Linked DNA regions of Homo sapiens: regions 1 and 3 are each linked to region 2. Evidence: chromatin loops called from intact Hi-C (ENCODE). Cell type or tissue: Calu3. All regions are shown on one strand. Links, peaks and the distances in the headings refer to the core of each region. The heading gives the core; the rest is flanking DNA. Region 1 holds the start of GPR149 (G protein-coupled receptor 149). Region 2 overlaps GPR149 (G protein-coupled receptor 149). Region 3 has its middle 310 kb from the start of GPR149.

What was found. Peaks named below come from ENCODE experiments on the same cell type or tissue, not always from the same donor. Only the 100,000 strongest peaks of a DNase experiment are listed, where the experiment ranks them.
Region 1: it touches region 2 in a loop (7-fold over the local background); 2 of 110 quality-filtered maps call a loop at or near these places.
Region 3: a loop joins it to region 2, with 13 times the contacts of the local background. A loop is called at or near these places in 14 of 110 quality-filtered maps.

Annotation. Positions count from the first base shown.
Region 1 is chr3:154,429,591-154,440,059 of GRCh38, reverse strand. It overlaps GPR149 (G protein-coupled receptor 149), which reads left to right and starts at 9,870. Exons shown (of 4, transcript NM_001038705.3): 1 at 9,870-10,469. The coding sequence starts at 10,445. In Calu3, for the core only: no CTCF peak of the experiment used is centred there; no DNase peak of the experiment used is centred there.
Region 2 is chr3:154,329,116-154,337,122 of GRCh38, reverse strand. It overlaps GPR149 (G protein-coupled receptor 149), which reads left to right. Exons shown (of 4, transcript NM_001038705.3): 4 at 1-2,180. LOC124906350 (small nucleolar RNA U13) reads right to left here and starts at 7,407; the gene lies at 7,304-7,407. In Calu3, for the core only: CTCF peaks have their summits at 1,753 and 1,990 (motif pointing left); a DNase peak (open chromatin) is centred at 2,022.
Region 3 is chr3:154,738,516-154,749,978 of GRCh38, reverse strand. No RefSeq gene overlaps it. Among named protein-coding and RNA genes, the nearest start is that of GPR149, 310 kb to the right of the region's middle. In Calu3, for the core only: no CTCF peak of the experiment used is centred there; a DNase peak (open chromatin) is centred at 3,868.

The sequences.
Region 1 (10,469 bases), core at 5,470-10,469, 98 kb before region 2:
TAATTTAGCACTCTGTAGGTTGTTTAACAGTTTATAATACTGTATTACATATAGTACATGTTTTAAAGTAGCCAAAGAAGCAGTGAGATAAAAATAAGTGTCTTCACCTAAGCTATTCTGGCAGAACCATAACTTTTATTTAAATTAATGCAAATTTGCATTAACAAATTTAAAGACACAATTTACAATCATTGAAGATATAAAGTTCCATTATAGGTGAGACAGATGAACAAAGCTCACTCACAGGAACTGAGTAAAATTTTTTAAGGCACAAAGAAGCTTCTTAGAAATCTTTTTTCATGGTCTCCTGAAAGTTATTCTGGTTATTGAAAATGCACTGGGGTGCAGCCAAGATGGCCGAATAGGAACAGCTCCAGTCTACAGCTCCCAGGGTAAGCGATGAAGAAGACAAATGATTTCTGCATTTCCAACTGAGGTACCGGGTTCATCTCACTGGGGATTGTTGGACAGTGGGTGCAGGACAATGGGTGAAGCGCACCTAGCATGAGCCAAAGGAGGGCGAGGCATCACCTCACCCGGGAAGCACAAGGGGTCAGGGAATTCCCTTTCGTAGCCAAAAAAAGGGGTGACAGACGGCACCTGGAAAATCGTGTCAATCCCACCCTAATACTACGCTTTTCCAATGGTCTTAGCAAACAGCAAACCAGGAGATTGTATCCTGCGCCTGGCTAAGAGGGTCCTACACCCACAGAACCTAGCTCATTGCTAGCACAGCAGTCTGAGATCAAACTGCAAGGCAGCAGCGAGGCTGGGGGAGGGGCGCCCACCATTGCCGAGGATTGAGTACGTAAACAAAGCAGCCCGGAAGCTCGAACTCGGTGGAGCCCACCGCAGCTCAAGGAGGCCTGCCTGCCTCTGTAGACTCCACCTCTGGGTGCAGGGCATAGCCAAACAAAAGGCAGCAGAAACCTCTGCAGACTTAAATGTCCCTGTCTGACAGCTTTGAAGAGAGTAGTGGTTCTCCCAGCACACAGCTTGAGATCTGAGAACAGACAGACTGCCTCCTCAAGTGGGTCCCTGACCCCTGAGTAGCCTAACTGGGAGGCATCCCCTAGTAGGGGCAGACTGACACTTCACACGTCCAGGTACTCCTCTGAGACAAAACTTCCAGAGGAATGATCAGGCAGCAACATTTGCTGTTCAACAATATCCGCTGTTCTGCAGCCTCTGCTGCTGATACCCAGGCAAACAGGGTCTGGAGTGGACCTCCAGCAAACTCCAACAGACCTGCAGCTGAGGGTCCTGACTGTTAGAAGGAAAACTAACAAACAGATAGGACATCCACACCAAAACCCCATCTGTATGTCACCATCATCAAAGACCAAAGGTAGATAAAACCACAAACATGGGGAAAAAACAGAGCAGAAAAACGGAAAATTCTAAAAATCAGAGCACCTCTCCTCCTCCAAAGGGACACAGCTCCTCACCAGCAACGGAACAAAGCTGGACGGAGAATGACTTTGACGAGTTGAGAGAAGAAGTCTTCAGACGATCAAACTACTCCAAGCTAAAGGAGGAAGTTCGAACCCATGGCAAAGAAGTTAAAAACCTTGAAAAAAGATTAGATGAATGGCTAACTAGAATAACCAATGCAGAGAAGTCCTTAAAGGACCTGATGGAGCTGAAAACCATGGCAAGAGAACTACGTGACAAATGCACAAGCCTCAGTAGCCGATTCGATCAACTAGAAGAAGGGGTATCAGTTATGAAAGTTCAAATGAATGAAATGAAGTGAGAAGAGAAGTTTAGAGAAAAAAGAATAAAAAGAAATAAATAAAGCCTCCAAGAAATATGGGACTATGTGAAAAAACCAAATCTACATCTGATTAGTGTACCTGAAAGTGACAGGGAGAATGGAACCAAGTTGGAAAACACTCTGCAGGATATTATCCAGGAGAACTTCCCCAATCTAGCAAGGCAGGCCAACATTCAAATTCAGGAAATACAGAGATACTCCTCAAGAAGAGCAACTCCAAGACACATAATTGTCAGATTCACCAAAGTAGAAATGAAGGAAAAAATGTTAAGGGCAGCCAAAGAGAAAGGTCGGGTTACCCACAAAGGGAAGCCCATCAGACTAACAGCCGATCTCTTGGCAGAAAATCTACAAGCCAGAAGAGAGTGGGGGCCAATAATCAACATTCTTAAAAGAAAAGAATTTTCAACCCAGAATGTCATATCCAACCAAACTAAGCTTCATAAGTGAAGGAGAAATAAAATCCTTTACAGACAAGCAAATGCTGAGAGATTTTGTCACCACCAGGCCTGCCTTACAAGAGCTCCTAAAGGAAGCACTAAACATAGAAAGGAAAAACCAGTACTAGCCACTGCAAAAACATGCCAAATTGTAAAGGCCATCAAGGCTAGGAAGAAACTGCATCAACTAACGAGCAAAATAACCAGCTAACATCATAATGACAGGATCAAATTCACACATAACAATATTAACCTTAAATGTAAATGGACTAAGTGCTCCAATTAAAACACACAGACTGGCAAATTGGATAAAGAGTCAAGACCCATCAGTGTGTTGTATTCAGGAAACCCATCTCACATTCAGAGACACACATAGGCCCAAAATAAAGGGAAAGAGGAAGATCTACCAAGCAAATGGAAAACAAAAAAGGTAGGGGTTGCAATCCTAGTCTCTGATAAAACAGACTTTAAACCAACAAAGATCAAAAGAGACAAAGAAGGCCATTACATAATGGTAAAGGGATCAATTCAACAAGAAGAGCTAACTATCCTAAATATATATGCACCCAATACAGGAGCACCCAGATTCATAAAGTAAGTCCTTAGAGACCTACAAAGAGACTTAGACTCCCACACAATAATAATGGGAGACTTTAACACCACACTGTCAACATTAGACAGACCAACGAGATAGAAAGTAAAAAAAGGATATCTAGGAATTAAACTCAGCTCTGCACCAAGCAGACCTAATAGACATCTACAGAACTCTCCACCCCAAATCAACAGAATATGCATTCTTCTCAGCACCACACCACACCTATTCCAAAATTGATCACATAGTTGGAAGTAAAGCATTCCTCAGCAGATGTAAAAGAACAGAAATTATAACAAACTGTCTCTCAGACCACAGTACAATCAAACTAGAACTCAGGATTAAGAAACTCACTCAAAACCGCTCAACTACATGGAAACTGAACAACCTGCTCCTGAATGACTACTGGGTACATAACGAAATGAAGGCAGAACTAAAGATGTTCTTTGAAACCAACGAGAACAAAGACACAACATACCAGGATCTCTGGGACACATTCAAAGCAGTGTATAGAGGGAAATTTATAGCACCAAATGCCCACAAGAGAAAGCAGGAAAGATCTAAAATTGACACCCTAACATCACAATTAAAAGAACTAGAGAAGCAAGAGCAAACACATTCAAAAGCTAGCAGAAGGCAAGAAATAACTAAGATCAAAGCAGAACTGAAGGACATACAGACACAAAAAAAACCTTCAAAAAAATCAATGAATCCAGGAGCTGGTTTTTTGAAATGATCAACAAAATTGATAGACCGCTAGCAAGACTAATAAAAAAGAAAAGAGAGAAGAATCAAATAGACGCAATAAAAAATGATAAAGGGGATATCACCACCGATCCCACAGAAATACAAACTACCATCAGAGAATACTATAAACACCTGTACGCAAATAAACTAGAAAATCTAGAAGAAATGGATAAATCCCTGGACACATACACACTCCCAAGACTAAACCAGGAGGAAGTTGAATCTCTGAATAGACCAATAACAGGCTCTGAAATTGAGACAATAATTAATACTTACCAACCAAAAAATGTCCAGGACCAGATGGATTCACAGCCAAATTCTACCAGAGGTACAAGGAGGAGCTGGTACTATTCCTTCTGAAACTATTCCAATCAATAGAAAAAGAGGGAATCCTCCCTAACTCATTTTATGAGGCCAGCATCATCCTGATACCAAAGCCTGGCAGAGACACAACAAAAAAAGAGAATTTTAGACCAATAACCCTGATGAACATCGATGCAAAAATCCTCAATAAAATACTGGCAAACCGAATCCAGCAGCACATCAAAAAGCTTATCCACCATGGTCAAGTGGGCTTCATTCCTGGGATGCAAGGCTAGTTCAACATACACAAATCAATAAACATAATCCAGCATATAAGCAGAACCAAAGACAAAACCCACATGATTTTCTCAATAGATGCAGAAAAGGCCTTTGACAAAATTCAACAGCTCTTCATGCTAAAAACTCTCAATAAATTAGGTATTGATGGGACGTACCTCGAAATAATAAGAGCTATCTATGACAAACCCACAGCCAATATCATAATGAATGGGCAAAAACTGGAAGCATTCCCTTTGAAAACTGGCACAAGACAGGTATGCCCTCTCTCACCATTCCTATTCAACATAGTGTTGGAAGTTCTGGCCAGGCAATCAGGCAGGAGAAGGAAATAAAGGGTATTCAATTAGGAAAAGAGGAAGTCAAATTGTCCCTGTTTGCAGATGACATGATTGTATATCTAGAAAACCCCATCATCTCAGCCCAAAATCTCCTTAAGCTGATAAGCAACTTCAGCAAAGTCTCAGGATACAAAATCAATGTGCAAAATCACAAGCATTCTTATACAACAATAACAGATAAACAGAGACCCAAATCATGAGTGAACTCCCATTCACAATTGCTTCAAAGAGAATAAAATACCTAGGAATCCAACTTACAAGGGATGTGAAGGACCTTTTCAAGGAGAACTACAAACCGCTGCTCAATGAAATAAAAGAAGATACAAACAAATGGAAGAACATTCCATGCTCATGGGTAGGAGGAATCAATATCGTGAAAATGGCCATACTGCCCAAGGTAATTTATAGATTCAATACCATCCCCATCAATTTACCAATGACTTTCTTCACAGAATTGGAAAAAACTACTTTAAAGTTCATATTGAACCAAAAAAGAGCCCACATTGCCAAGTCAATCCTAAGCCAAAAGAACAAAGCTGGAGGCATCACGCTACCTGACTTCAAACTATACTACAAGGCTACAGTAACCAAAACAGCATGATACTGGTACCAAAACAGAGATATAGACCAATGGAACAGAACAGAGCCCTTAGAAATAATGCCACATATCTACAACTATCTGATGTTTGACAAAACTGAGAAAAACAAGCAATGGGGAAAGGATTCCCTATTCAATAAATGGTGCTGGGAAAACTGGCTAGCCATATGTACAAAGCTGAAACTGGATCTGTTCCTTACACCTGATACGAAAATTAATTCAAGATGGATTAAAGACTTAAATGTTAGACCTGAAACCATAAAAACCCTAGAAGAAAACCTAGGCAATACCATTCAGGACATAGGCATGGGCAAGGACTTCATGTCTGAAACACCAAAAGCCGTGGCAACAAAAGCCAAAATTGACAAATGGGATCTAATTAAATTAAAGAGCTTCTGCACAGCAAAAGAAACTACCATCAGAGTGAACAGGCATCCTACAGAATGGGAGAAAATTTTTGCAATCTACTCATCTGACAAAGGGCTAATATCCAGAATCTACAATGAACTCAAACAAATTTACAAGAAAAAAACAAAGAACCCCATCAAGTGGGCAAAGGATATGAACAGACACTTCTCAAGAGAAGAAATTCATGCAGCCAAAAGACACATGAAAAAATCCTCATCATCACTGGCCATCAGAGATGGCCACAATGAGATACCGCAATGAGATACCATCTCATACCAGTTAGAATGGCGATCATTAAAAAGTCAGGAATCAACAAGTGCTGGAGAGGATGTGGAGAAATAGGAACACTTTTACACTGTTGGTAGGACTGTAAACTAGTTCAACCTTTGTGGAAGTCAGTGTGGCGATTCCTCAGGAATCTAGAACTAGAAATACCATTTGACCCAGCCATCCTATTACTGGATATATACCCAAAGGATTATAAATCATGCTGCTATAAAGACACATGCACATGTATGTTTATTGTGGCACTATTCACAATAGCAAAGACTTGGAACCAACCTAAATGTCCAACAATGATAGACTGGATTAAGAAAATGTGGCACATATACACCATGGAATACTATGCAGCCATAAAAAATGATGAGTTCATGTCCTTTGTAGGGACATGGATGAAGCTGGAAGCCATCATTCTCAGCAAACTATGGCAAGGACAAAAAACCAAACATCACATGTTCTCACTCATAGGTGGCAATGGAACACTGAGAACACATGGACACAGGAAGGGGAACATCACACACTGGGGCCTGTTGTGGGGTGGGGGGAGGGGAGAGGGATAGCATTAGGAGCTATACCTAATGTTAAATGACAAGTTAATGGGTGCAGCACACCAACATGGCACATGTATACATATGTAACAAACCTGCACATTGTGCACATGTACCCTAAAACGTAAAGTATAATTAAAAAAAAAAAAAGAAAATGCATTGAGAATGATTTTTTTTCCTCAGGAGGGTATTTTAAAGAAAATGAAATTATGGCTAAGGAGTTTACAATTTTCAAGAAATTCATCACTCATATATAATAATGTTCATGAACTCAATTTATAAACAACCTTTTACCAACCTTTATGTTTTATAATACATATAATGCATTATAAATACGTATATACATTTATAATACATATAATGCATTATAAAACATATTTATGTATGTTGTAGATACATATATAATACATTATAAAATATAAAGGCTGGTAAAATATTGCAAATTAAAATTTTATAAAATGAGACATTTCAAACATTCTTTGAAAGAAAGAAAAGCAGAAATAAAACTTTAGATTATCTGTATCCATTGAAAGTGTTCCCAAGGATGGAGAACTAAAAAGGAGTTACTAGCAAATATGTATCTGTTGTGATTAAGAATGCAGAACTAAACTACAGTTTTAAAATCTAACTTAATAAATGTGTGACTTTGGGCAAATCAATTAATCTCTCATGCCTCTGTTTTCTCACCTATGAAAGGGGAGCAATAATATATCTAACAATATTGGGATGAGCTAGGGTATTATCCATTATCAGTCAACTCCACAAATTCAGTGATTTACACAACAAATTTTACCTCTCATTCATACAAAACTTGCTTTAGGTTCATACAGATCTCCAGAGCAAGACTTAATCTCTCAGTTGGCTCAAGATTTCAGGCTGCTTGAGTCTTATACTACCTTCTTATAAACAGGAGCCCCCAGGCTATCACAGAGAAGGAGAAATCATGCAGACCCAAGCATTAGTTATTGCTGGCTTCCACCTCTTATTAGATGACAATGTTGATTATTATAAAGTAGGCAGGAAATAAAATAGAGATAAGGTTAACCTGAACTTTTAAAAATTGTATCATTTAATTTTAGAACTGGAAAGGTCTCTAAAAATAATCCAGTCAAATCCCTCACTATGCTTTGAATGTGTCCCCCAAAGCTCATGTGTTGAAAACTTAATACAAGTGCAAGAGTCTTGGAAAGTGGGGCCTAAAAAGAGATGATTGGATCACGAGGGTTCTGCTCTCATGAGTGAATTAAGGCCATTACCTCAGAAGTGGGCTAGTTACAGAAGGTGGGCTTGTTATAAAAGTGAGACCATGTGCAGAGGCTCACACCTATAATCCCAACACCTTAGGAGGCCGAGGTGGGTGGATCACTTGAGGCCAGGAGTTTGAGACCAGCCTGGACAACATAGTGAGACCTTGCCTCTAAAAAATACAAAAAAAAAAAAACAAAAAAAAAACACCGTAACTGGTCATGGTTGCTCAAACCTGTAGTTCCAACTACTTGGAAGGCTGAGGCAGGAGAATCACTTGAGCCCAGGAGTTGGAGGCTTTAGTGAGCTATGATGGTGCCACTGCCACTCCAACCTGGGTGACAGAGCAAGACCCTGGCTCTTTAAAAAGAAAAAAAAAAGTGAGTTCAGCCCCCTCTTTCTCTCTTTCTTTCTCTCATGCTCTCTTGCCGTTCTACCTTCTACCATGGGATGATGCAGCAAGAAGGTCCTTGCAAGATGCTGGAACCTTGATATTGGATTTCCCAGCCTCCAGAACTATGAGAAATATTTTTTTTCTTTATAAATTTCATAGTCTGTGGTATTCTGTTTTGGCAACACAAAATAGACTAAGATGCCTCTTTATTTTACAGATGCAGAAACAGACAGCCAGAGAAAGTACAAGAATTGTTGTCCTAGGTTACCTATCCTGCAATAGCAGAGTCTAAAGTTAAATTCAGATATCTCTACTAGCTCTCTCCTGGCTGCAGTTCTGCTACCAACCCTTGGAAATGTGCTAAACATTCTTGTTTCTTCTGTAATAGCCCAAAGAACAGTACAACATGGTGATTAAGTATCCCTTTTCCAAATTTATATTTAATGGAAAACCCAGAAATGATGATAATAATAGGGGAAATGTTCTCAGACCTGAAATGGTACTACAGTAGCTATTATTAATTTCTATTCATTGTATATTAACAATCTGAGACTTATTGTCCAACCTAACTGAAAATGCAGGATTCAATACGATATTGAAGAATAATATTTTTGCTATGGCAAGGAAGAATAAGGTTTGTGAGAAGAGACAGAATGGCATGTCATGGAACTTTGAAGTCTTCAAAAATAAGATTTGTTTTTCATCATACTTTCTGAATCAACATTATTTTAAAATGAATATACCCTCAACCTTTCCTACTCACACAGCCCTACACAGTCTATACTATCAGTAGGGAGAGCTAGAGTGCTGAGCTAGCTGTTACATGTGTTTTTTGTTTCCATTTGCTGAGTAAGGGGGAAAATCAAACAATCAACATATCAAGATAAGTGAAATACCTGCTGTGTTTATTGAAGGGTGTGGCTGGTAATGACTAATGCAACCATTTTCTACTTGAACAGATTCGGGTTCAAAATGATACTTCAGTTATTTCTAAAATGAAAAGAATGATCGCAGTTCTATTACTACTTCCAGTTATTAAATCATTATCAATATCAACTATTTCCTTTCCCTTCCCCTGTTTCCATTTAAACCTCCAGCACTATGTGGGAGAATGCAGCCATCTGGTCATGAGGCTAAGCTGAGAAGAATGCTGCCCTAAAGCATCCTGGGAAATGCTGGACCAGAAGTACTTCTGTTAGATACTTCTTTGCTAAATCACGCATCTTGCAAAATTGACCATTAAGAGATACAACTATTGTATGTCCCAAATACTCTGGTTAAAAATGTAGGGTGATCTTCCTTTTAGGCCCTATGTAATATCTTCCGACTTTATGGATACTTAGACATATAATTTATTCGAATGACAGCCTGCTTACTTGATACCATTGACAGAAAATAGTTATAAATAAATGTCTAAAGCTAGTGTGACTCTATCCAAAGATTCTGTATAATCCCGTTTAGAGTAATGAGGACTATAACGACAATCTTAAGTACACTATTTTTTTAAAAGAAATCTGATACATCTGACTCTTATGCATGGGATTGATGATATTCTTCCTCCAATGGATTATGAAGCAGAAAGTCTAGGTAAGAATAAAAGCAGTCCCTTAGTTACTGGAGTAGCTTAGACCTCTCACAGGTTATATTTGTAGTTCACATCAAGCCTGAGCAAGTATTTGGACTAATTTTACATGTTGAAACCAAAGGGGAAGCTTAGCAAGTACACCGTTTCTTGCTTTGAAAGAGTCAGTCTAAGATATACGTATATCATTTTGTTCACACACTGAACTCCCCTCCCTTTTTTTCCTGCTTCTCTCCTGCTTGGAGCTGACTCCTCCTTCCTGCAGCTCCGAGGATCACAGGCTGATTGAAGAACACAGCGGTTCAGATGGGATTCTGTGCACAAGCTCCCTCTGACTGGCTCGCGCTCGCCCTCTCTCTCTCTCTCTCTGTCTCTCTCTCTCTCTCCACCTTCAAAGCTGAAACCTACCTGACAATCTCCTGCCTTTGAATCCAGCTCTGGAACCAAATGCATCATTTTACTGCTCTTAAAAGTGAACAGAGTTTGATTATCTCAAGCTACAAGCTGCTTTGCTCCATAAGAAGGACCCCAAAGGATCCAGACATCATTGGTTTTTAATGTACCTGAAGAGTTTTGTTTTGTTTATTTTTTTGGCTTTCTTCCCTGAAACTTGATGGTGGGAAGGAGTTTTTGCTTTGTTTTTAATTGGAATGTTGAAAAGTTATCTGTTCGGGTTTTTTTTTTTTTATGCTTGAAATGGAACCTAATTTTTAAATATAGCTTGAGTCAGATCTAAAGGAGACATGGCTGACCATTTTCTGCAGGACTGACAAGGAGAACATCTAGAGGGGAACTTGGTAGGAGGAATGAAATCTGATTTGCAGCAGCCGGTCTTTCTTTTGAGAAAATTATCAGACTCATTGATAAGGGAAATTAAATATTGACCAAGGACAATGTCTTTATTTCTCAGTAACTTAT
Region 2 (8,007 bases), core at 91-5,090:
TCCTTCATTTCTACCAAATATAAATTGTTTACTGTTTTTTCTTTTTTTCTTACCTATAACAGTTTTCCTTTCATCTTTTCAGTATGTCAAGACTGTCCCATAAAACAAATATATTGTGTGTTAGAGGTGGAATTAGAAGTATCTTTAACTCAAACATTATTGGAAAAAAGTTGTAATTGTGTAATTGTATACTTTATCCTAAAATTGTTTTTTTTTTTAACTTGAGTGGAAATTGGGAGAAAATACTGGCAGATTCAGTTATGAGAGGTACATCCAAACATGGTAGGCTTCTGGATACAGCAGAGCAAAATCCTCTAAGTCTAAAACAAAAGTATCTGTTTTTAAAGCTGAGGATTGGGCAACCTTTCTTAGTCATTCTTGAAATAGAAAAGTTTACTTCAAATATTATATCAAGTTTAGCTGCTTTTTTGTTTCTTCTCTAAAGACGTGTTGTCTCAAAGAAACAGTTGAACCTATTTTATTAAGTGATTGTAAGGTATACATTTCAAGATAATTCTAGAATGCATTACATTGCAAAAATGCAGGAATCACCTTGGCAGAATAATAGTAAGATGTATTTCAAAAATTATAAAGTGATTTTCCTTCAAATTGCTTTATTCTAACCTTCCTGTAAACATATATGAAATGTATTACCTAAAAGTTTATTTTCCAAAGTTACTGAGTTGACACTTTACATAGTCTTAGACTTTGTGCCCCTCACATCACTCACATACTTTATTTATTTATTTACAGATTGAATGAATTGTGTTTTAGAATGATTTATTTTGGTTTCTGTTTTATTAGGTTGAATTAGAATTCAAAATTACTTGACATCGGCTTTCAGAATGTTTCATCTTTTGTTGCCACAAGCATGAGTCATTTTCAAAATAATTATCTCAATGGACTTTCTCAATCTTTAACTTCTCAATATCTAGTTATCTAAATTTGGGAAACATATGTATTACCACTAATAATGTTTGTAAAGCAAGCCTCAAATAATGTGTAACATATAAATTCAAAGTCAAATGTATTCTCGTTACAAATATATTTTATTTTAAAAGACTGTATCACCAATATTAACAGCTATTTTAACACAGTGACAAATGGACAGATAAATCAGATATTATAAATCAGTAGCATTAAATGTCTTTATAAAAGAAAAATTGAATTGAATATTCTCATAATGCTTTGTAGAAGATAGGCTTTGATATCTTAAACTTAGATGTATAATTTTCTGAAAGAGAAAGGTGATATTGCTGCTTTAAAATGCAATTTCAGGCAAAAAGGAAATTAGACACAGGATCATAATAAAGCTGAAGAAAATAGCAAAGATTTGAAGGCAAACAAATTCTTTATAACTGCACAGCAATTTGAATGGGATGGAGATTATAACAGAAATCAAGGTTTAAAGAGCATTAAGAAATAGATAGAAGACAATAATACCCATTTTCCGTCTCATTTTATTTTAACTGGACAAGGGCTTAAACTGGGGGAATTGGAAAAATAATTAGGATATTCCCATTTAATTGCCCTTGGTTGTTGAATTAACTGTATAATGGATGCACATAAAAATTCTGCTGCATTGAAACAACACCAGTATTATTTAGCCCAAAGTCTTAGTTTGAAAGGCTAATCAGCACCATATTACTAACCTGTAACACTTCAAACTCCAAGCCAACAATAGCTGAATATACAAGAAAAATCTACTAGAGCTGTGCCTAAGCATGAATGACGCTCCAAATCCTTGTTAAGGGAGGAGAAGGTTAAACTACATAAGTTTACTTAAGTCTGCTTACTCTTTAGAGTGATTGATTATAAAAGTGTGTTTCTAGTAGAGGAAATACCTTTCTAGATATCTTGTGATATAGCCAAATACCTTACCCTTGTATAGTTATATTGTTCTTCTTATTAATAAATACTATATTTTGTATAGTTTTCTCTTTTCTCTATAAATTGATGTATCTGAAGGCAAAAACTTATTACCTAATAAAAATATCACCATCTGGTGGTGACTCCTATAAACTGCAAACACGTAATCCCCGAGACTCCCAAATAGTATAAACACCTAATATATAATCCCTAAGACTTCTGAGAGTTGTGACTGACAGAGGCAACTCTTTGAAGATAGCAAATGGCACAATATTACTTAAAAATATAATAAAAGAGTCTTAGTTATGCATTTTTTGGAAGCTTTTCTTGATGTGGTTCTATAATATTGGATTTTACAAATCGATTTTCTCTTAATTTCTTATACTTTTCAGCTACCTTCATTCATTTCTTCATTCTAATATTTAATAAATGACTACTACATACTAAAAATTGTTCTAGATACTTGGTTTTATAACTTTTGAACAAAACTCAAACAAAACAAATATATGTTTTTACATTTACTGTGAGTTTGAGACAACCACAAAGTCAGAGAACACAGTCCACAAAAGATTGCTCTCACTCCTGACACAAATCGCAAATTCAAGGAATTCCCAAAACCACTGCTAGTTTCAATAATTCACTAGAAGGACTCACAGAATTCATAGAAAACTGTGTACTCATGGTTATGGTTTATTACAGCAAAAGGATACAGAATAAAATCAGCCTAGAGAAGAGGTCATAGAGCCAAGTCCAGGAAAAGTTGTAAATGTGGAACTTCTATGGTACTCTCCCCATGGAGTCATGGACGGCATTACTTTCTTTGGCGACGATGTGTGACACCTTGCACAGACTACTGCCAAGCAGAAAATCTCAACTGAACCTTGGTGTCCAGAGTCCTTCCTGGGGCTGCATCATGGTAGGAGCAAGGGTAAGCATGGTTGACTACTCACATGACTGATATCTCTTTCTGGCTCTCCAGGAGGCCAAGTTGATACAGAATGCCCAAAACTCCCCTCTCAAAAACACATTGTTACTATCTGCTGGTCCAAGGCCCCCAGACAAACAAAGATACTATTTTCGGCTATGACATTCCAAGGGCTTAGAAATTACCTCCCCCAAAGCCAAGGACAAAGGCCAAACCTCTCTTTGGATAGGTTAAGTTCTTTACTATATATTTACATATATACATATGGTAGTGATAAGTGTGTGGTACATATATATGTATGCTGGTATTAAGTGTGTTGACAGAAAATAGGGACCAGAGGTAACAATGGCCAAAGAATAAAATTAGAATAAAGGGACAAAGATGGGAAGAGTGCTTTTTTCAATAATTTAGTCAGAAAAGCCTTCACTGATAAAGTAACATTTCATCAGAGTCTCAAATAAAGTGAGGAAACATGCTATGTGATTATCTAGGGAAATCATAGTCCCAGCAAAGGGAACAGCAAGTATCCAGAGGTAGGAGTGTGCCTTTTGTAATCTGTGAAACCATTAAGGAGGTCAATGTGAATGCAGCTGAGTGAGAGAGGTAGAGAGTGGTTGGAGATAAAGGCAAACAGATAATGGCAGGAGGAAACTGGCGTTGCAGACCAGGTATGAACATCTAGTCTTGTTCTAAATGAAGTGAAAAACCATTGGAGGGTTCTAAGCAAAAAAGTGACATGATCTCATTTCAAAAATGATTGTCTATTGCAAGGGTCAAAGACTGTACAGACACAAAGACCACCACAGAAAGAACAGTTAGGCTATTTTAATAGTCCAGGCTAGAGATGATGTTGGTTAAGTTTAGGGTGGTAGTAGTCGGGATGGCGTCATAATTGTATTCTGATTCAATAAGTGGAGAGGATTTCCTTGGTAACATGAAATAAATTACACATTTTTTAAAAGCCTATCTATGAAGTCTGTAGCTCAAGGGAAAAACAATTATCTCATTTATTTTCTGTCAATACTCTGCAATATCTCAATGTTTCTCAACTCCTTTATGTATCACAGAGGCTAGAAGACAGAAAACTTTATTTCCAAGACCCTCTTTTCAGCAAAGTTCAGGTTTCGCATCTAAAAATGAGAGGCATTTGTACAAGATTTGGAAGGCAGAGAGCAGCAGCAGTTAAATGAATGTTCCTTATCAGTAGGGCCTTTCTTCTTTAAGATATGGTTAAGGGGCCTAGGTTCATGTAGTTTTACATTTTTAATGTACGGTTCTTATGATCATTATGCTCATCTGCATCAGCTGACAGATGGGAAAAGGACATGAAGGATTCTGCACTGGAGTGCTTAGTGTGACTGGCTTGGAAGAACTGCACCTCAGTCATTGCAGCTTCTGCTATTGGATAGAACTCAATACAGAACCACAGCTGGTTCCAGAGAAGACTAGGAAATATATCTAGCTGTGTACAGGAAGAAGAACCCAAAATATGGTGAAGAGCTAGCTAGCCTGTCTCTGTTACATGCCCTGTAATCAACTAGACAAGCACATACTATACCATAACAGAATGTAAATAGCGCTCCCTGCCCATTTTTATAAGCTGCAGAGGCAGAGGCACTGCACACGGTAATTGAACAATGATACATTTTCCCAACTTTGAATTGTATGGTCTTAACCCTGAATCTGTGACGTCAACACTCTAGTTCAGACTATACTGCTCCAAATGTATGTTAGTTTATACAATCTCTTTCATAGTTTAATATACAAAGAAGATCATATCTACTAGTCTTTCCTACAGTCTTGAAGTCTTAATTTCAAATACATAGAGAATACACATACACAAACATTCATACACACGCATAGAAACATACATTCCTCTCAAGAATACACAGTCACTTTCCGGAATTGAGCAGTCAAAGATCCAAATACAAAAAAACTTTGAACACAATCTTTTGCAATGTCATATAGAGCAGTTTAGATATCCGGAGGCATGTCGTTTTTGCAACACTTTGTTACAGAGGAGGATCTTTGCTCTACCTTCACATATGCATAGTCTCACTGGGTAATTTTTCAAGAATAAGGGAAAAAACATGCCTCAGAGGTAAATTGTATTCTCTACCATTTAGTAGAAATACAACTTCCAAAAACTTTCTTTTTTCTTTTTTTCTTTTTTTTCTTTTTTTTCTTGAGACAGAGTCTCCTTCTGTCGCTCTGGCTAGAGTGCAGGGGTGCGATCTCGGCTCACTGCAGCCTCTGCCTCCCAGGTTCAAGCAATTCTCCTGCCTCAGCCTCCTGAGTAGCTGGGATTACAGGCACCTGCTACCACACCCAGCTAATTTTTGGTAGAGACGGGGTTTTACTACGTTGTCCAGGCTGATCTTGAACTCCTTACCTCAAGTGATCCACCTGCCTCGGCCTCCCAAAGTGCTGGTATTACAGGCATGAGCCACCGTGCCCAGCCCCAGAAACTTTCTAATGTCAGGGTCAAAAAATATTAGAGTTTAGACAAAGCCATGGTTGCCTAGTTAGAGTGGCAAAGTTACATTATCTACTTGCTAACTGAAAACTTTAGGCCTTACATTTTCATTATCGTTTTTAAATTTAAAAAGTTCTGTTCATTAAATAAAATTTCTTAGCACTCTTTCACAATATTTTTTCCTAAGATCTAAGATTGCATGCTTAAATTGGGTGAGGAAAATCCACCAATTTAATGAGATTCTGTAGTTTTAAAAGGAAAATGTTATGAAAATCTCTCAAGAGGGTCTTTAATGTGGATCTTGAAATCCTATGACCTCACGAAGTCACAATTTTTGTTTTCCTTTTTGTGGGAAACAGATGGAATTAGTAGGCAGACATGGCATTTGTTCAAACAAATATCTGATTCACCTAGGATAGTGCTATTTTAGAATTGTTTTCCTTCCATCCCACATGCTCTTCCTCTTCTTCCTTTTTTTTTTTTTTTTTCTGAGACAAGAGTCCTGCTCTGTTCTCCAGGCTGGAGTGCAGTGGCATGAATGCACTCACTGCAGCCTCGATCTCCTGGGCTCGAGCTATTCTCCCACCTCAGCCTCCCAAGTAGCTGGGACCACAAGCTTTCCACCACGATGCCTGGCTAATTTTTGATTTTTTGTAGAGCAGGGTCTCCCTATGTTGCCCAGGCTGGTCTCTAATTCCTGCATCCTGCTCTTCTAATGTGACTTTGGCTCTACTCCCACGGTGTGCTAAGGCCCTAGCCACCCTTAAACCTAAGTGGACATCTGTAACTGCCTCAACTAGTAAAACACAGTGGAAGTTATGCTATGTGACATTGGAGACTAGTTCATAAAGATGTCAAATGTCATGTACTTCCAACTTGCTTGGTGACATTTGCTCTTGAATCCAGCTGCGATGCTGTGAGGAGGCTCAAACTAGGCCACACAGAGAAACCAAATGGAGAGGCTATGTGTAGGCGTTCCAGCCCATAGCCAGACTTTATATTCTATAGAAGGGTAGGGTCACTTTTATCTTCATGTCCCTATCCCCACCTCCAAGTGAAAGTAGAAGTTAAAGATTTCATTTTCCAAGAACACTGAAGAAAATCTCCTTCACCCCCATGCCTTTGTGAATATTACACCTATGAATAAGTTATATAAGAGTTGTTTCCCAGGGTACAGATAAAAAAAAAAGATGAAGAAGAAAAGATTCCCTGAAACTGAGAAAATTGTGACAGTTTCCAGTGGTGGTGTGGCTCTGTGTGGCTCACCTTTGCTGCATTCCAGATGCAATGGCAGGTGTGATAGGGAGAACAGAAGCTGGACACCAAATGCTGTGGGTTTGAAAGCAGTGGCTATGCATTCTGTGGCCCAGGCCACCATTAATGAAGAGGACATTTGAGAGAGACATCTTTGTTGCCTGCCCAAAGAACAGCACACAACAGAGGACCAGTAAGAGAAACAATGGCAATTATAATGAACCATTCTGTTTGTTTTCTGGCATTAGGTAATGTAAAAATTTTCGCAGTTCTGATCAAGGCAGGGAAAAAAGAAAAAGCAGGTAACAACTGACATTTTCCTTCCCATCAATATCTTTCAGGTCTTTCGTTGAAAATCTTCCTTTTGTGCAGATTTTTACTACAGTGACATTTGTACTAAAGTGTTTGCCTAAAGGAATAGGCTCAAGCAATACCTTAAATACTTCATGCTGAAGAAGTATGGAAAACATAGTAATTTTACATTTATAACTAAGAATCTACTTAGGATCAGCAAACATGAGGCGAAGGGCAGTAAAACAATTTATCAGAAAATAGAGATAACACTAACTTTCTCTGGGGCTGTCATGAGGATTGTGTGAAATGAGATAAGGAATTGTATTACTTTTCTAGTGTAGCCATAAGAAATTACTACAGTCTTAACTAACACAAATTTACTATCTTACAGTTCTGTAGCATAATGTTTTGACAAGAGTCTTCACTGGGCTAAAATCAAGGGGTCAATATGGTTGTATTTCTTTTTATTTATTTATTTTTCTTCCTGTTAGATGAGCAATGTGCCGATGTCATAACAAGGTTCGAGGGTGGCACATCTCACACATGTGCACGAATACCCAATCATCATGCTCATGAACTGCAAAAGGATCAGTATGGTTGTATTTCTTTCTGGAAGCCCTGGGGGAGAATCTATTTTCTTTCCAGTTTCTAGAGGCTGCCTGAATTCTTTTGCTTGTGACCCCTTCCTCCATCTTCAAGGCCAGCAACAGCTAGTCAAATCCTTATGTCACATCACTATGACCTTCTGTTCTACCACCCTCTTTCACTTTTAAGGACCCTTATGATTACATAGGGCTCACCCAGATAATTCAGGATATCTTCCTGTTTTAAAGTCAGCTGCATTCATCAGGTTTCCCAGAGAAACAAAACTAATAGGACAGATATAGATACACAGAAACTGAGCTATATCATGAGAGATTGGATCACATGATTATGGAGACTGAGAAGTCCCACAATATACTTTCTATAAGCTGGAGACCTAGGAAAGCTGGTGGTGTAGTTCTAATCCAAGCCTAAAGGCTTGAGAACCAACAGTGCTGATGTCCAAGAACAGGAGATGGATGTCATAGCTCAAGAGGAGAGAGTAAATTAGCCTTCCACCTTTTCATTCTACTTGGGCCCTTAATGGATTGGATGAAGCACACTTACATTGATGAAGACGATCTTCTTTAGTCAGTCTATGAATTCA
Region 3 (11,463 bases), core at 1,882-6,881, 410 kb before region 2:
TCTAGGAGCTAGGGCCTTGAATGGGGGCCTGATGGCTCTGTCTGGTGCCCTATCCTGCTGTGGCTGAGCTTGTATTCAAGTTGCAAGACAAAGTCTTCTTTACTCTCCCTCCTTTTGTCCTCAAGCAGAAGGAAGGAGTCCCTTTTGGAGCTGGGAGCTGTGCTGCCTGGGGTTGGGGGAGTGGTGGCATAAGCACTCCCTTGCTCCCACTGGCTGTTATCTTCCTAAGTCATGAGCGCCCCAAGTCCACTGGCTCCAAACCCAGCACAGTACCGGGACTTATCTAAGAGTGCAGTCCTTGCTGCCTGGACTGCCCTTTAAGTTTATTTAGGGCCCCAGAGCACTTTAGTCTATGGTGGTGAGACTTGTGAGAACTCAAGTTCCAACCACTGGGATGGACATTTCCCTTCTGGCTAGGGCTAATTTAAATACTCTCTGTGTGCGTGTCAGCTGAGTTTTGCCTGGGTTCCTTTCTGCAGTGAAGGGCAGCACTGAGTTCCAATGCAAAGTCCCATAATCATTGCATTCTCCTTCCCCGAAGAATTCAAATTCTGTGTGCCATGCAGCCACTGCTAAGGAATGGAGGAGCAGTGGTGTCAATGGTTTAAGATTGTCTTTCAACCTCTTTTGTGCCTCTTTCAGTGATATAAAATTAATACTAGGTACTGTGATCACTCACCTGATTTTTGGTTTTAATGAAGGTGCTTTTGTGTGTACATGTTTTTAAATCTGGTGTTCCTGTCAGGAGGACAATTAGTGGAGGCTTCTATTTGGTTATCTTGCTCTGTCTCCATCTCTGTAATGTTTTTTACCTTCCATCTTTTACCCATCACAATGGCAAAAAAAAAAAAAAAGTAAGACAATGCATTATTTGTAAGGCTTAGGTATGCTAATTTACTGCTGACCGAAATTAATCACATACTAACTTTCTGGAAGGAAATTTAACAATGTCTAACCGAATTACATAAACATTATGTTTTGACCACTTTTAGGAACTTACCCTAAAGATACACCCTCCAGCAATAAAAACATATATATGTATAAATTTATCTGTTGCAGTATTATTTGTATTATAAAATGTTAGAAAGGATCTAACTGACATAAATAAGAGAGTGGTTGAATAAACTATGGTATAATATACATAGTATACAATGGCATATCATATAGCTATGAAGAAACAAAGAGGAAGATCTTCATTGAACTGATTTAGAGTGATTGCTACAAATATTAAATGAAAGCATGCGAAGTGTAAAAGAGTAAGTATGATTGCTACATTTGTATGAGAAAGACTAAGTAAGAGAATATACGTGCATCTGCTCATTTGGGAAAAAAGAAACATGGAAAGCATAGTCAGCAAACTAATGAAATTGGTTACCTACAAGATATACATGAGAAAGAGGGGAAAGTGAGAAAGCTAGAATAAAGCTTTTGTGTTGAACCAAAATTTGAGTTATCACCTGCTCTCAAGAGCTGGAAATTTCCATAATGCTTCTCAGACTTTCTTTACATGTTATTGGTAAGTGTTGTGTCACATATTCATGCTCAAACCAGTCTCTTCCAAAGGGAAAAGAATTATAATTGGATTAGATGTATAAGAGTTGCTGTCTAAGGTTAGAGATTTCAATGTGAAACTCATGATTTCCTAACCAGAATTCCATTAGCAAGAAAGATGTGGAATGATAGGTAGTGTTGAATAGATCTCTTTGAAGACCTCTTAATTTATTTTTTAAAGTGTAGTAGTCATTATTGCAGTCATTATTGTGTTTATCCTGTACCAACTATCAGTAAGCCTAATTTAGTTTGTTTTGTCTTTTCTTAGCATTGAAACATAACAATTACCCACCAGATAAAATAGTTCTCTACCAATTAAAGGGTAGGTTATACAAATAATAATTTACTTTTTTGAATTTCTGGTTTTGTTGAGGGAGGGATGGAGACTGTTTGCTTATCAGCTTGCTTGTTTTATGAAATGTCAATGTGTTTAATTCATTTAGATTAAATACTGCATGATTCTCCTCTGAGATAGTTTATTTTAATAGATTGTGAACATGCCTTGAATTAGTAAACACAAAGCATTTTGGGAGGACAGTTTTGGGTGGTGAAGGCAGAACAATCTTGTAGAGGAGGTGACATTTAAATTGAGAGCTGAAGAATGAGTTAAAGTTGGGAGTCTTGGGTAATGAGTAGATGTAAAGGTCAGGAGTGAGACCGAATATGAAATATTAGGAAGGCAATTGGCATGAGTGCCAGTGGTTGGAGAGCTCATCTAGGCCACAATAGGAGTATACTAGGCAAAAGAATTTAAATTGGTTGTTTTTTTTTTATTTTTGTGAGAGTGGAAAGTCAATGAAGTGTTTAATGTAGGAGAGACTATGATCGACCGACATTTATTTCTCATAGTTCTGAAGGCTGAGTTCAAGAGCAAGGTGCCTACTGATTCAGTTCCTGGTAAGAGCTTTCTTCCTGGATTGCAGATGGTGGACTTCTTGCTGTGTCCTTGGATGATGAAGAGAGAAAGAGCAAATTCTGGTCTCTCTTGCTCTTCTTATAAGGGTACTAATCCCATTACCTCATCTAAACCCAATTACCTCTCAAAGGCCCTACTTTTAAATACCATCTTTTTAGTGGTTAGGGTTTCAACATATGAATTTTGAGGGGACACTCTTCAGCTCATAGCAGGGAGCAAGACCAAAAGACAGGAAATCTGTATAGAAACTACATATTCAGGTAAAAACTATAGCAGTCCAAATCTGTATAGAAACTATATATTCAGGTAAAAACCATAGCAGTCCAAACTAAGTGAAGTGCAGTAAAGATGGAGATTAAGAGACATTCGCATGAAAGAGATGCCGAGATGTAGTGCTACGGTTTGAATGTCCCCTCCAAAACTCATGTTGAAACTTAATCTCCAATGTGGCAGTACTGAGAAGTGGAGCCCTTAACAGGTATTGGATCATAAATAGATTAATCCATTAATGGATTAATAGATTAATGGGTTAATAGACAAATGGGTTATTATGGGAGGGGAACTGGTGGCTTTGTAATAAGAGAAAAAACCTGAGTGAGCATATTATAATGCTCAATCCTCTCACCATGTGATGCTCTGTGCTACTTCAGGACACAACAGAGAGTCTTCACCAGCAGAAACACCTTCACGAGATGTACCTCTTAACCTCGTATCCCCAGGCCTCCAGAATTGCAAGAAATAAATTCCATTTCTTTGCAAATTATCTAGTTTCAGATATTCTGTTAAAAGGGACAGAAAACAGACTAAGAAACCTAGCAACTAATAAGATGTCAGGATGAGATGTGGTGAAGAGTGCTTTTTAAAGATCGAAAAGCTTTGAGCATTTTAATTGCTGATGGAAAGGATCTAATTGGAGAGAGAACTTGAAAGTAAGAGAGAGATAGAGGATGGCTTATGGAGAGAGGTCCCTGGGAGGCTGGGAGTGTGTGGGTTCATTTAATTGTCATTGGTTAATTTATCTCAAGCCTTTTAAAAGCAATAGTTTTCTCTCCATCTTTTTTGTTTTAACTTCGTAAGGTATTTATTAAAGACATCCAGGCATTTGTCTTATAGATTGTCCCACAGCCTAAATTTTGCTGATTGAATATTCATGGTAAAGTTTAAGCTGTTCCTTGAGCCCCTGTACTTTCTATAACTTGGTAGTTGAATATAGTAGCCATGATATCTTTATAAGATCTGAAAAATTCTGAATTCTGAAACACATCTGGCTCTAAAAAATTTAGCCTGAGGATTGTGGGCCTATACTTGTGTGCACTGGCAAATTGCTTCTGTCTGTAATCCCTGGAAAACCTACCTGTTCCAAAATAGTTAATGGCTATGCCAGCAGGGGTCCTCCGGGTTCCAGCTCAGAGCTGAGGCCATCTTCTCTTTCAATAATCAGTGCCTATAACATCAGTTGTCATATTTTCAATATCACCACTAAAATTCTCTTCAGAAAAATGTTCTTTCTTCCTTATTTTTTAAAAAAATACCTTTACTGAGATCTACTTCACATACCATAAAATTCATCCATTTAAAGTGTACAATTAAATGGTTTTTAGTGTATTCACTGAGTTGTACAATAATCATCATCACAATCTAATTTGAAAACATTTTCAACACCCTCCAAAAAAACTTTATGTCCATTAGGAGGCATTCCCCACCCCGGCACCTCCAAGACTTAAGCAACCAAGTAATCCACTATTCTGTCTCTATAGATTTGCCTACTTTGGACGTTACATATAAATGCAATAATACACGTGTTCCTTTGTGGGTGGCTTGATGTATCAAGATTCATTCGTGCAATAGCATGTAATACCATTTCCCTATTTTTATTGCCAAATAATACACTATTGTACAAATAAGATGCATTTATAAAAATCCGTTCATCATTTGATGGACATTTGGGTTGTTTTCACTTATTGGATATTATGATTAATATCATATATGTTAATGTACAAGTTTAGTTATTAACATGTTTTCATTTCTCTTGAGTATATATTTAAGAATACATTTGCTTGGACTAATGATAAATCTATGTTTAACATTTTGAGAAACTGCCAAACTGTATTTTCTAAAGTGGCTGCAACATTTTCACAATCCCACTAGCAATGCATGAGGGTTGCAATTTCTCCACATCTTCATCAACACTGGTTATTGTCTGTATTTTTGATTTTAGCCATTTTAGTGGGTGTGAAATGGCATCCCACTGTGGTTTTGATTTTCATTTCTTTAGTGAATAAAGATATTACACATTTTTTTCCTATGCCTATTGGCCAGTTGTATGTCTTCTTTGGGAAAATATTTTCAAATGCTTTGTCAATTTTAAAATTGGGTTTTTTTTCTATTGAATTGTAGAGTTCTTTATATATGTATATACTGAATACTAGACTCTTATTATGTATATGACTTGCAAATAATTTTCCCCATTGTATGGGTTGTCTTTTCATATTCTTGATAGTGTGCTTTGAGGCACAAAAGTTCTTAATTTTGATAAAGTTCAATTTATCTATTTTTTTGTTATTTATATTTTAGGTGTCATGCCTAAGAAAAATTGCTTAATCCAAGGTCCTAAGATTTACTCTTGTTTTCTCCTCAGAGTTTTATAGTTTTAGCTCTTATATTTAGTTCTATAATCCATGTTGAGTTAATTTTTGCATATGGTGTGAATAAAGTAGGGGACCCAATTTAATTCTTTTGCATGTAGTTATCCAGTTGTCCCAGAACCATTTGTTAAAAAGCCTATTTGTGCCCATTCAGTTGTCTTGGCACCCTTGTCAAAAAGCAATTGACGACAAATATAAAGGTTCACTCCTAGAGTCTTGGTTCTATTTCATTGATCTATATGTCCATATGAACACAAGAGCCATACTCTCTTTTTTATTTATGTATTTATTTTTGAGACAGGGTCTCTCTCTGTCATTCAGGCTGGAGTGCAGTGGCACAATCTCAGCTCACTGCAGCCTCAACTCTTCAGGCTCAGGTGACTCTCCCACATCAGCCACCCGAGTAGCTGGGATTACATGCATGGGCCACCATGCTTAGCTAAGTTTTGTATTTTTAGTAAAGATGGGATTTCACTATGTTGGCCAGGCTGGTCTCAAACTCTTGGCCTCAAATGATTGACCTGCCTCAGCCTCCCAAAATGCTGGGATTACAGGTGTGAGCCACTGCATCCAGCCACACTGTCTTGATTACTCTAGCTTTGTAGTAAGTTTAGGACTTGGGAAGTGTGAGTCCATCAACTTTGTTCTTTCTAGATCATTCTGGCTATTCCGGGTCCTTTGCTTTTTAATAAATTTTATAATCAACTTCTCCATTTCTGGAAATTTTGATAGCAATTATGTTAAATGTGCCGATTAATTTGGGGAGTATTGCTATTTTAGCAATAGTAAAGTATTCTGATCCATAAACATAGGATGTGTTTCCATTAATTTAGTTATTTAATTTCATGCAACAAAGTTTTATAATTTTTAGTATAAAAGCTGTGCACTTCTTTCCCTAAGTTTATTCCTGTGTACTTAATTCTTTTAACAAAATTGTAAATGGCATTACTTCTTCACGTATTTTTTTTTTTTTTTTTTTTTTTGCCCTTTTCCCTCTCTCCTCTCCTTTGGTACTCCCATTACACATATGTTGGTGCATTCAATGTTGTCTCAAAATCATCTGAGAATCTTTTCTCATATTTCTTCATTTTCTTTCTGTTTTTCAGACTGCCTAATCTTTTTTTATCTATCTTCAAGATTGATGATTCTTCTGTCTGCTCAAATCTACTCTTGAGCCTCTGTAGAGAATTTTTCATTTTGGTTATTACTGTACTTTACAACTCCATAATAGCTGACTTCAAACTGCTGACATGACAAAAAGAGGCTTGCACTATTCCTAAAAAGCAAACAATTGGCTCTTTGAAGCCAGTACAAGCTAGCTGTGGCACATTAGTTTTTCTCACTCTGTTTGAGGAGAGATCAAGGTGAGTCAGGACATTTTCCCAAATGTGTGAGAAATCTTTCTTGTAAGCTCTTATTATTCTCTAATTTTATGCTCCTTTCTGTAAGTTTCTGTTTTCTGTATGTAATCTAGAAGCTTGTGGGTGACAGCCAAGGCCTGAAGTTGCATTCATTATTTCCCTTATCGGGGGGAAAGGCATAAGAGTTTGTTTGCTTGGTTCAGTGTTTGCATGCAGGAAACAACCTTGCGCTGCCTCACCTCCCATGGGGTAGTGATGCCTGCCGTATTAGAAAGTCCCCTCAGGTCAGTGATTAGACTCTTGAGAAAGAAATTTGCCTCCCATGGGTTATTGTTTGCTGTCTATAGGCCTCTCCCTGGAAATTAGCATCTCTCATCTATCTCCTGGCCTGTACTTTTCTCCATCCTTTATCACTCAAATTAGGAAAAGTTACAAGTTTTCAGTGATGATCCCCTGTCTGCCTCACCAGGAAACACACTGTTTTCTTACCCTTAATTATCTTGTCCCATCTATCTTATCTTATATAGAGACAATATTCTTTAATGTCTGTGGTATGTGGATGGCATATTGTTCTGAGCGTCTACTAATGACAACAGCTTTCTTCTATTTGTATTTTCCATGTCATTTAAGTCAAGTCTTGGAGAGAAAGGGAACTTTTTTGTTCATCTGTTTTCAGAAATTTTGTCAATTATTTTTGTTATTCTTATTAACAATAATTATTTTTGTTAATTTCAACTTTTATTATAGATTAAAGGGTACATGTGCAGGTTTGTTACAAGGTATATTGTGTGATGCTAAGGTTTGGATTTCAAAGGATCCATCACCCGGTACTGAGAATAGTACCCAGTACATAGTTTTTTAGCCCATGCCCCCCTCTTTTCCTTCCCTGTATAGCAGTCCCCAGTATCTGCTGTTCCCATCTTTATGTCTATGTGTATTCAATGTTTAACTCCTATTTATGTGAGAACATGTGGTATTTAGTCTTCTGTTCTTGTGTTAATTCACTTAGGATAATGGCCTCCAGCTCCATCCATGTTGCTGCAAAGGACAATGACTTCATTCTTATGGCTGTGTAGTATTCCGTAGTGTATATGTACCACATTTCTTTTTTCAGTCCACCACTGCTAGGCACCTAGGTTGATTCCATGTCTTTGCTATCATGAATATGGTGCAATGAACATATAGATTCATGTGTCTTTTCAATAGAACAATTTGTTTTCTTTTGGCTATATACCCATCAACGGGATTGCTGGGTTGGATGGTAATTCTAAGTTCTTTGAGAAATCTCCAAACTGCTTTCCACAGCAAAACAAAAGAAATTACCAACAACAAAAACAGACAACCTACAGAGTGGGAGAAAATATTCAAAAACTCTGCATCTGACAAAGGTCTAATATCCAGAATCTATAAAGAACTTAAATAATAAGTATTGTAATAAAGAATTCAATTTTACCTAGTTCTGTTCTGATCTTGGCTATTTCCTTTCTTCTGCTGGGTTTGGGTTTGCTTTGTTCTCATTTTCTAGTTCCTTGAGGTGTGCCCTTAGATTGTCTGTCTGTGTTCTTTCAGTCTTTTTGATGTAGTCATTTAGGGCTATGAATTTTCCTCTTAGCACTGCCTTTGCTGTATCCCAGAGGTTTTGATATGTTGTGTCACTATTGTGACTAAAGAATTTTTTAATTTCCATCTTGATTTCATTTTTGACCCAATGACCATTCAGGAACAAATTATTTAATTTCCATGAATTTGCATGGTTTTGAAGATTCCTTTTGGAGTCAATTTCCAGTTTTATTCCACTGTGGTCTGAGAGAGTGCCTGATATACTTTCAATTTTTAAAAATTTATTGAGGCTCATTTTGTGGCATATAATATGGTCTATCTTGGAGAAAGTTCCACATGCTGTGGAATAGAATGGATATCCTGTGGTTGTTGGATAGGCTGTTCTGTATATATGTCTTAAGTCCATTTGTTCCAAGGTATAGTTGAAATCCATTGTTTCTTTGTTGACTTTCTGTCTTGATAACCTGTCTAGTGCTATCAGTGAAGTATTGAAGTCCCCCACTATTGTTGTGTTGCTGTCTGTCTCATTTCTTAGGTCTATTACTAATTGTTTTATAAATTTGGGAGCTCCAGTGTCAGCATATACTCCAGCATAGTGCATATACGTTTAGGATTGTGATATTTTCCTGTTGGACAAGCCCTTTTACCATTATATAATGTCCTCTTTGTCTTTACTAACTGCTGTTGTTTTACAGTTTCTTTTGTCTAAGAATAGCTACTCCTGCCTGCTTTTGGTGTCCATTTGCATGAAATGTTATTTTCCACCCTTTTACCTTAAGTTTATGTGAGTACTCATGTGTTAGGTGAGTCTCTTGAAGGCAGCAGATAATTGGTTGGTGAATTGTTATCTATTCTGCAGTTCTGTATCTTTTAAGTGGAGCATTTAGGCCATTTACATTCAACGTTAGTATTGAGATGTGAGGTACCATTCCATTCATTGTACTATTTGTTGACTGTGTACCTTTGTTTTTTGCTTTTTGTTTTTGTTTTTTAAATCATATTTTTGTTTTATAGGTCCTGTAAGATTTATGCTTTAAAGAGGTTCTGTTTTGATGTGTTTCTAGGATTTGTTTCAAGACTTAGAGCTTCTTTAAGCAGTTCTTAAACCGAAGATAAATGAAACAAAAATCTGGTTCTTTGAAAAGATAAGTAAAAGTAATAGACTATTATCAAGGTTAACCAATAAAAGAAGAAAGAAAATCCAATAAGAAATGAAACGGGAGATATTACAACTGAAACCACAGAAATACAAAAAGTTCATTTGAAGCTACTATGAACACATTTATGTACATAAACTAGAAAACCTAGAAGAGATGGATAAGTTCCTGGAAAGATACAACCCTCCTAGCTTAAATTATGAAGAATTAGATACCCTGAACAGACCAATAATAAGCAGCAAGATTGAACTAGCAATTAAAAAACTACAAACAAAAAAAAAGTCCAGGATCAGATGGATTCACAGCAAAATTCTACCAGAAATTCAAAGAATTAGTACCAATTCTTTTGACACTATTCCACAAGATCAAGAAAGAAGGAACCCGCCCTAAATCATTCTATAAAGCCAGTATCACCCTAATACCAAAAACCAGGAATGGACATAACTAAAAAAGGAAACTATAGACTAATATCCTTGATGAACATAGATGCTAAAATCCTTAACAAAATATTAGCTAACCAAATCCAACAACATAACAAAAAGATAATCCACCATGATCAACTGGGTTTATAACAGGGGTGCAGGGATGGTTTAACATGCTCAAGTCAATAAATGTGATACACCACATAAACAGAATTAAAAACAAAAATCACATAATCATCTCAATAGATGCAGAAAAAACATTCAACAAAATCCAGCATCCCTTTATGAATAAAAACCTCAGCAAAATTGGCAGACAAGGGACACAGCTCAATGTAATAAAAGCCATCTATGACAAACCCACAGCCAACATAATACTGAATGGGGAAAAGTTGAAAGTATTCCCTCTGTGAACTGGAAAAAGACAAGGATGCCCACTCTCACAATGCCTCTTCAACATAGCATTGGAAGTCCTAGCCAGAACAACCAGACAAGAGAAAGAAATAAAAGGCATCCAAATACCCTTTATTTCCTCTGTAAAAAGGAAGTCAAACTGTCATTTTTTTGCTGACGATATAATCATGTACCTCAAAAATCCTAAAGACTCCTCCAGAAAGCTCCTCGAACTAATAAATAAATTCAGCAAAGTTCCTACATACAAAATTAATGTATACAAATCAGTAGCTCTGCAATACATCAATAGCGACCAAGCTGAGAATCAAATCAAGAAATCAACCCTTTTTACAATAGCTGCAAAAAAAAAATACTTAGGAATATACCTAACTAAGGAGGTGAAAGACCTCTCAAGGAAAACTACAAAACACTCCTGAAAGAAATCATAGATGACACAAACAAATGGGAACACAACCCATGCTCATGGATGGGTAGAATTAATATTGTCGCAATGACCATACTGCTAAAAGCAATCTACAAATTCAACACAATTCTCATCAAAATACCACCATCATTCTTCACAGCATTAGAAAAAAAATTTTAAAATTCATATGGAACCAAAAAAGAGCCTGCATAGCCAAAGCAAGACTAAGCAAAAATAACAAATCTGGAGGCATCAAATTACCTGATTTCAAACTATATTATAAGGCTGTAGTCACCAAAACATCATGGTACTGGTATAAAAATAGGCACATAGACCAATGGAACAAAATAGAGAACCCAGACATAAACCCGAATACTTAGAGCCAACTGATCTTTGACAAAGCAAACAAAAACATAAAGTGGGGAAAGGACACCTGGGATAACTGGCTAGCCACATGTAGGAGAATGAAACTGGGTCCTCATCTCTCAGCTCACAAAAAAGTCAACTCAAGATGTATCAAGAACTTAAATCTAAGATCCGAAACTATAATAATTCTAGAAGATAACATTGGAAAAACCCTTCTAGACATTGGCTTAGGCAAAGACTTCATGAACCCAAAAGTAAATGCAACAAAAACAATTATAAATAGGATAGACAACCCACAGAGTGGGTTTATTCAAGCCCTGCTGCAATGGTGGGCTTTTCCTGCTGGAATTGAATATAATTTTTTTGTCATCAGCTTTTATGAAAAAAATCATATTTTTATTTTAAGTTTTCTTACAGATAGTATTTTTCTTAACTTGAATTAGCTTACCAGATTTCAAGTCTAAACACAATTTTATCATTACAACATTTAAACCTTTAGAAATAGATGATTCCATCATAAGCATGTTTGTACAACTTTGATTATATGAAAAAACCACTGAGGCATTAACAATGTTGTTTTGGAGAGCTATTCTAATTAGTTTCTTTTTATAAATAACATAGACTCAGATAAAAATGATTAAATGCATTTTTTAAAAGGTGTGAGAAAATCC